Regions from separate parts of the Homo sapiens genome. Here region 2 is linked to region 1. Evidence: chromatin loops called from intact Hi-C (ENCODE). Cell type or tissue: chondrocyte. All regions are shown on one strand. Each heading gives the region's core, and the rest is flanking DNA. Links, peaks and the distances in the headings are about the cores only.

Region 1 (4,398 bases), core at 311-4,310:
CTGAGAAATTCGACGTTCATGACGAGATACCTAAAATAAAGGAAACAAGTTCATGCAGAAGGTTAGAAGCATCTTTTTTCAATCAAAATAATTTATGGAAGAAGTTTCATGCCTATCAGTTATTGTAGCAGTTCAACAAGCGATTTTTTTTTCTTTTCCTATTTTCTCCATAGATCAAAGATGAGAAACAAACCAATGGTAATGGTCTTTGGAATCAGACAGACCTGAGTTCAAATCCCAGCTCCTCTACTTATGAGTACTGTAAAAGCTGGGCACGTTACTTTAACCTTCCTAACCTTAGTTTCCTTTTCACTAAAACAGATAAAGTGCCACACATCTCAAGTTTCCAATGAAATATGAAATAGTGTCAAAGTCCCTGGCACATGCCAAGGGTTTAAAAACCATGACACTTAGCATTAATCAATGTAGGAAAAAATAGGAGCTCTAGGTTTTGGACTATAGTTTTCATTCTTATACTAACTAGCTATACCATCTGGGAAAGTTTATTAATCTATCACCCTAGTCTTCTCACTCTATGTTCCTTTCCATGATGACCTCTGTGTACCCTTAATATTAATAATCTATCTCAAATATGAAAATAAGTGTTACACCGGGTGCAGTGGCTCATGCCTTTAATCCCAGCACTTTGGGAGGCTGAAGCAGGTGGATCACCTGAGGTGAGGAGTTCAAGACTAGCCTGACCAACATGGTGAAACCCCATCTCTACTAAAAATACAAAAATTAGCTGGGCGTGGTGGTGCACACCTGTAATCCCAGCTACTCAGGAGGCTGAGGCAAGAGAATTGCTTGAACCCGGGAGGCGGAAGTTGCAGTGAACCGAGATTGCACCATTGCACTCCAGCCTGGGGGACAGAGTGAGACTCCATCTCAAAAAAAAAAAAAAAAGAAAGAAAAAGAAAAATAAGTGTTTATCTAATAATGCTAAAATGACATATTCTTAAAATGTATCACATTCTCTTCAGTGAAGATAGTATAATTATAGAAAAAATCATGATATCTAAACAATATGTATGTTTTAACTTTTTGATCATAAATTGAATAGTAGAAGAATCCAAAGCCTGGGGAAATCCTTTAGGGAAGGGAGGAAACAAAACATAATGTTGTAGCACTATACATTTTAAAAATTATTTTCTTTTGTTGGAACTATTTAAATTTTAGGAATAAAATTCTAGCCACAAGACCTTAATAGGCACAGGATCAACGTTATCCTCAAACTTATTTTCCATTAGAAGAATTCCTGAAAACAGGTTGGGCACGGTGATTCATGCCTGTAACCCAACACTTTGGGAGGCTGAGGTGGGTCAATCACTTGAGGCCAGGAGTTCAAGACCAGCCTGGCCAACGTGGCGAAACTCTATCTTCTACTCAAAATACAAAAATTAGCTGGGAGTGGTGGCACACATCTGTAATACCAGCTACTCGGGAAGATGAGGCACGAGAATCACTTGAACCTGGGAGGCAGAGGTTGCAGTGAGCTGAGATCACGCCACTGCACTCCAGCCTGGGCGACAGAGAGAGACTCGGTATCAAAAAAACAAAACAAACAAACAAACAAAAAAACAAAAAAAGAAGAAGAATTCCTGAAAAAAATCCTCATTTCTTTCTATTGCAAAGAGTTATTATTAATTCCAAAAACCTTACTCATGAGAGGTTTTACATTGTCAGAAAATAGCACAGGAATTTTTAGGAACTGAAAGAGACAATGAAAGTGATTTGCATATAAATAGTTGCTAATAGAATGATTCATCCAGAAAGTAGTTCGAAGAGATAAAATACTTGAGTAAAGAAATTCGAAAGATGAGAAAACAAAAAATCAAATGATAATACAATTCCAAAAACAAAATGGGAATTATCTGCCTAATCTTTGGCCCACAAAAAAATCTATATGAACCTACATCTTTAAGAATGACTTTAAAAGGCAAGGAAAACCACATGCAAAATTCAGAGAACATTAATATTTACCAGCAATTCTAGAAGAAATTCTTTATCAAAAGTTGTGTCTTCATTTTTAGGAAGAGTTGGCAACAAGCAGAGGTATGATGCCACCTGGTGGAGTGTGTTTGAACTGCAGAATAGAGAACAATATTTTATTCATAGTAACTTACTTCACTTCACTTTTGAAACATGTATTTTTACAAATAGCTTAAAAAAGCAAATATAATACTATGACATGGGCAGCAAATATCAAAAACCAGCAATGAAAATTAAGGCTTTAGTGCAGGGTTCTCAAAATATTTTCTGCAAACCTCTCATTGTACCCAAGATCCTTCTGGGCAGTCCCCAAGAACACTTTTAAATATTAATACCGGCAGGGCAAGGTGGCTCAGGCCTGTAATCTCAGCACTTTGGGAGGCCGAGGCAGGCAGATCCCGGGGTCAGGAGATCGAGACTATGCTGGCTAACATGGTGAAATTCCGTCTCTACTAAAAATACAAAAAATTAGCCGGGCGTGGTGGCGGGCGCCTGTAGTCCCAGCTACTCGGGAGGCTGAGGCAGGAAAATGGCGTGAACCCGGGAGGCGGAGCTTGCAGTGAGCCGAGATCGCGCCACTGTACTCCAGCCTGGGCGACAAAGCGAGACTCCGTCTCAAAAATAATAACAATAATAATAACAATACTAAGACATTGTTTCACAGTTTTATTTAAGAATGTCCTTGATGAAGCAGTAAAAAAAAATTAATACTATTAAATTTGGACTCGAGTACCTGTTTTATTTTAAATTCTGTGACAAAATGGGAAGTACATATTTTGCACACAACTTTTACTTTAAAAAACAACAAACTGTTGGACCGGGTGCAGTGTCTCACACCTGTAATCCCAGTACTTTGAGGCCGAGGTGGGCGGATCACAAGGTCAGGAGTTTGAGATCAGCCTGGACAATATGGTGAAACCCCGTCTCTACTAAAAATACGAAAATTAGCCAGGCGTGGTGGTGAGCGCCTGTAGTCCCAGCTACTCAGGAGGCTGAGGCAGGAGAATCGCTTAAACCCAGGAGGCAGAGGTTGCAGTGAGCCGAGATTGCACCACTGCACTCCAGCCTGGGCAAAAGAGCGAGACTCCATCTCAAAAAAAAAAAAAAAAAAAATGACAAACTGTTTATACCAGCCTTGGACAAATGGCCAATTTTTTTTCAAATTTCAAATTTTGAATGAAATAAGACTATAATTTCAAGGAAAACAACTATCAGTATTTGCTGTCAATGATAAAATTTGAACTTCCATGTGAACGTGAAAAATTAGAATTTTGGAAAACTGGTATTTGCCACCATGAGCTTCATAGCTTTCCACTATTTAACTGGTTTCATCACCTCCCCAAAATCCCTTATGCTAATTTATAGCAAATCCTCCTCTCCATCCCAGCCCAGCAACCATAATCAGTTTTCTATTTGTAATTTTATCTTTTCCAGGAGGTCAAATAAATGGAATCACACATTAGGTAGTCTTTTTTCTTGCTTGTTTTTTGAGACGAGTCTCACTCTGTTGCCCAGACTGGAGTGCAGTGGCATGATCTCAGCTCACTGTTACCTCCACCTCCCGGGCTTAAGCAATCCTCCCACCTCAGCCTCCCGAATAGGTGGAACCACAGGTGCCCACCACCACACTCGGCTAAATTTTTGTATTTTTGGTAGAGACGAGGTTTCACCATGTTGCCCAGGCTGGTCTCAAACTCCTAAGCTCAAGTGATCTGCCTGCCTTGGCCTCCCAAAGTGCTGGGATTACAGGTGTGAGCCACCATGCCTGGTCTTAGGTAGGTAGCCTTTTGAATGGCTGCTTTTACTTAGCATAATGCATTTGAGCATTTGAGATTCACCCACACTGTATATTTATCTGTAGTTGGTTCCTTTACGTTGCTGAGCAGTATTTCATGATACGGCTGTATCACAGTATGTTTATTCATTCAACAGTTGTGGGATATTTGTGTAGTCCAGTTTTTGACGATTTTGAATAAAGCAACTATATTCATTTTTGTACATATTTTTGTGTGAACATAAGTTTTCACTTTTCTTGAATATATCTGTAAGTGGAAAATACTGGATCATAATGTTAAGTTCATGTTTACCTTTATAAGAAACTCAAATTTTTCCAAAGTGGCTATCCCACTTTGAATTCCCACCAGCAATTATGAGAATTCCAATTGCTCCACATCCTTGCCAAGAGTCAATATTATCCGTTTTGGGGTTGTTTTTTGTTTTTTTGGTTTTGTTGAGACAGGGTCTTACTCTGTCATCCAGGCTGAAGTACAGTGGCAAGATATAGCTCACTGCGGCCTCGATCTCCTGGGCTCAAGCAATCCTCCTATCTCAGCCTCCTGAGTAGCTGGGATTACAAGCATGTGCCACCACGCCTGGCTAATTGTTTTGATTTTTAGTAGACAAGTC
Region 2 (4,398 bases), core at 282-4,281, 860 kb before region 1:
TTCCCTGTCTGAAACATTCTGGCACTAGCATCCCCAGCCTCCACCCACCTTTTGCCTAGCTATTGGTGACTTCATTCTTCAAGTCTCGACTCTTAGGTCTCTTCCTCAGGAAGTGCTTCCCATGTCCACTCAACGAGGCTGGAGGTCCTTCACAGGTGCCCCTATGGCATGTTGCACCCCTGCTATTTCTATCTGCTAATTTATTTACATTCCCAACTAGTGTCTAAAGAGCAGAGACATTAGCCTATTCCATGGTATCGCCAGCATTAGAGTCTGTTCCATAATAAACATTCAAATATTTAAGAGGGGCAGGAGAGGAAGGAAGAAAAGAAAGAATAAAGGAGAAAGCGATTTCCACAGGCCCTTTTTTGCACTGTGTGGCTTAGATCTGACCATTGGAAGATAATCTGTGATGGCATTTGCCTAGAGATTTGTAGAGTGTAGAGTAACTGGTCTTTTCAGATGCTGGGGAATCTCTACCTAATGACCTGGCAACCTTAGAATTTGCTTCAACAACTTGAAGAATGTTGATAACACCGAGGTATTATAGGTATAAGCTGACAGTTGGTAGCAGCAGGAATGGAGAGGGACCAAAAAGAGGAGTCTTCGTGGGTCAGTTAGACTGCATGTGTTTGGGAGGTGAAGAAGCATGCAAGATTGGGAAGATGGGAGAATCTGGTTTCCGGTGCAAGACAATATCATCAACTCGATTCCATATTGAATTTGAGGTGTTATGAAAACACCCAAAATTACAGCTGAAAATATAAAGCAAAGCCAAGAAAACTGTAGCCCTTTGCAAATTTGTCACCTTTCTGTCAGTTACTGTTATCAAAAAAGTGTCAAGACTGGCCATAGGCAGAGCAGAAATACCCCATTAAATAAAATTGCCCACATGGGGTATTTTAAGGGTCATCAAAAAGATTTTCACCGGGCACGGTGGCTTTCGCCTGTAATCCCAGAACTTTGGGAAGCTGAGGTGGGTGGATCGCCTGGGGTCAGGAGTTCGAGACCAGTCTGGCCAACATGGCGAAACCTCATCTCTACTAAAAAGTACAAAAATTAGCCAGGCTTGGTGGCTGTAATCCCAGCTACTCAGGAGGCTGAGGCAGGAGAATTGCTTGAACCCAAGGGGCAGAGGTTGCAGTGAGCCGAGATGGTGCCACTACACTTCAGCCTGGGTGACAAGGGCAAGACTCTGTTAGCCGGGCGTGGTGGCAGGCGCCTGTAGTCCCAGCTACTGGGGAGGCTGAGGCAGGAGAATGGCGTGAACCCAGGAGGCGGAGCTTGCAGTGAGCCGAGATAGCGCCACTGTACTCCAGCTTGGGCAACAGAGCGAGACTCCGTCTCAAAAAAAAAAAAAAAGATTTTTTTTTTCCCTTTACCGCCCATTATCATGTCAAGGTGGTGTTTGTTATATATCATCAAATTTATGTTGTATGCATATATATCTCTAGAAGGAAAAATAAATGGTAGCAGTGGTTACCTCTGAAAATGGGGAGCTTGCAAGCTTGGAGGTCAGAGGTGGGAGGGAGACCTAATTTCTACAATTTACCCTTTAGTACACACTGAAATCTTTATCATGTACATAGATTTTTTAATCTACAAAGGGAAAATTTCATTTTAGTTTTGAAAGTTAAAATTTGTCAACAGAGGGTTAATTAAATATAGTACATCCATTAAGTGGAATAATGTACAGTCATTACAATGAAAGTGGTAGCTCTAGATGTACTGATAAAAAGCTGTCTGTGATAATTCATTTGTTAAGTAAAAAACAAAATTCAAATTGTAAATGGTAAAAGGCACCCATTTAAAATAATTATTAGTATATGCATAGGGGAAATTGTATTTAAATATTTATTTATTAGTATATGCATATGGGAAAATGCCAAAATATACACTAAACTGTTAGCATTGATTACCTCTGCAAGGTGGAATTAGAGGAGACTTTTGCTTTCTAAGATTTACATTTTGACATTGTTTGAGCTTTTATAAGGAATGTATTACTCTATAACCAGAAAAAAGATAACCTAAAACAATTCTATGATATTGCAAATAGTTCAGGAACAGAGAGAAGGTCCTTATCTTCAGCAGCTGGGGCAAATGTAAAACCCCCTAGATGAAAACCAGATATGCACTTGGAGTTTGTGCATTAGGGCAAGGAGAGGTGGTATAATATGGTCTTGGCTCACAACGGCACCTCAGTAATGTTTAATAATCAAGACTGGGACTATAGAATAGATACCACTTTTTCCCCAGTGCATGACGATTTAGGTATTTATCACCAGGATCTTAAAAATATAGGGTTTCAGCCCTTATGATCATTGCAATCTAAAGTGATTTAACATCCCTGCTTTCCTCTCTTTACTGCTTCTCAACAATCCATTTTTTTTCCTTTCCCTTCACCCTCCTCGTCTTCCCAGCCCTTTTTAAAATTGCCACAAGAGGGCAGCAGCCTCATGCATAAGAAGGGCACTCAGCCATAGGTAACAACAAAAAGCAAAAGGATGCCATTAAAAATAGGTGATCAAACTTTAGAGATTTCAGCATCTTGCTCTGAATATGTGTGCAGCCACGTTTAATATTCCATTAGAAACTATAAACAATGGGCCGGGCGCGGTGGCTCACGCCTGTAATCCCAGCACTTTGGGAGGCCGAGGCGGGTGGATCACGAAGTCAGGAGATCGAGACCATCCCGCCTAACACAGTGAAACCCCGTCTCTACTAAAAATACAAAAAAATAGCTGGGCGTGGTGGTGGGAGCCTGTGATCCCAGCTACTCGGGAGGCTGAGGCAGGAGAATGGCCTGAACCCGGGAGGCGGAGCTTGTAGAGAGCTGAGATCGCACCACTGCACTCCAGCCTGGGTGACAAAGCGAGATTCTGTCTCAAAAAAAAAAAAAAAAAAAACTATAAACAATGGATGGACAAGAAAATCATGCTGGTGTGCGAAGCTAATGTGTTTCCCTCTCTTCCAGATGCTGGCCAAGAAGAGCTGAAATAGAAAACAGCCTAGAACCTAACACTATTTACTGTAAAATTTTTGCACCAGGATGGAAGGGGATTCTTACCACAATGCAACCACCGTCAATGGCACCCCAGTAAATCACCAGCCTTTGGAACGCCACAGGTTGTGGGAAGTCATCACCATTGCAGCTGTGACTGCTGTGGTAAGCCTGATCACCATTGTGGGCAATGTCTTGGTCATGATCTCCTTCAAAGTCAACAGCCAGCTCAAGACAGTTAACAACTATTACCTGCTCAGCTTAGCCTGTGCAGATCTCATCATTGGAATCTTCTCCATGAACCTCTACACCACCTACATCCTCATGGGACGCTGGGCTCTCGGGAGTCTGGCTTGTGACCTTTGGCTTGCACTGGACTACGTGGCCAGCAACGCTTCTGTCATGAACCTTCTGGTGATCAGTTTTGACCGTTACTTTTCCATCACAAGACCCTTGACATATCGGGCCAAGCGTACTCCGAAAAGGGCTGGCATCATGATTGGCTTGGCCTGGCTGATCTCCTTCATCCTCTGGGCCCCAGCAATCCTCTGCTGGCAGTACTTGGTTGGGAAGCGGACAGTTCCACTGGATGAGTGCCAGATCCAGTTTCTCTCTGAGCCCACCATCACTTTTGGCACTGCCATTGCTGCCTTCTACATCCCTGTTTCTGTCATGACCATCCTCTACTGTCGAATCTACCGGGAAACAGAGAAGCGAACCAAGGACCTGGCTGACCTCCAGGGTTCTGACTCTGTGACCAAAGCTGAGAAGAGAAAGCCAGCTCATAGGGCTCTGTTCAGATCCTGCTTGCGCTGTCCTCGACCCACCCTGGCCCAGCGGGAAAGGAACCAGGCCTCCTGGTCATCCTCCCGCAGGAGCACCTCCACCACTGGGAAGCCATCCCAAGCCACTGGCCCAAGCGCCAATTGGGCCAAAGCTGAGCAGCTCACCACCTGTAGCAGCTACCCTTCCTCAGAGGATGAGGACAAGCCCGCCACTGACCCTGTCCTCCAAGTGGTCTACAAGAGTCAGGGTAAGGAAAGCCCAGGGGAAGAATTCAGTGCTGAAGAGACTGAGGAAACTTTTGTGAAAGCTGAAACTGAAAAAAGTGACTATGACACCCCAAACTACCTTCTGTCTCCAGCAGCTGCTCATAGACCCAAGAGTCAGAAATGTGTGGCCTATAAGTTCCGATTGGTGGTAAAAGCTGACGGGAACCAGGAGACCAACAATGGCTGTCACAAGGTGAAAATCATGCCCTGCCCCTTCCCAGTGGCCAAGGAACCTTCAACGAAAGGCCTCAATCCCAACCCCAGCCATCAAATGACCAAACGAAAGAGAGTGGTCCTAGTCAAAGAGAGGAAAGCAGCCCAGACACTGAGTGCCATTCTCCTGGC

Evidence for each region. Peaks named below come from ENCODE experiments on the same cell type or tissue, not always from the same donor. Only the 100,000 strongest peaks of a DNase experiment are listed, where the experiment ranks them.
Region 2: it touches region 1 in a loop (6-fold over the local background); 6 of 110 quality-filtered maps call a loop at or near these places.

The regions. Positions count from the first base shown.
Region 1 is chr15:34,918,349-34,922,746 of GRCh38, forward strand. It overlaps AQR (aquarius intron-binding spliceosomal factor), which reads right to left. Exons shown (of 35, transcript NM_014691.3): 14 at 1,984-2,086; 15 at 1-30. Among named protein-coding and RNA genes, the nearest start is that of AQR, 49 kb to the right of the region's middle. In chondrocyte, for the core only: CTCF peaks have their summits at 2,055 (motif pointing left) and 2,282; no DNase peak of the experiment used is centred there.
Region 2 is chr15:34,059,669-34,064,066 of GRCh38, forward strand. CHRM5 (cholinergic receptor muscarinic 5) reads left to right here. Exons shown (of 3, transcript NM_012125.4): 3 at 2,975-4,398. The coding sequence starts at 3,050. It also overlaps a transcript of AVEN not described here. Among named protein-coding and RNA genes, the nearest start is that of AVEN, 23 kb to the left of the region's middle. In chondrocyte, for the core only: CTCF peaks have their summits at 2,444 (motif pointing right) and 2,689; a DNase peak (open chromatin) is centred at 3,874.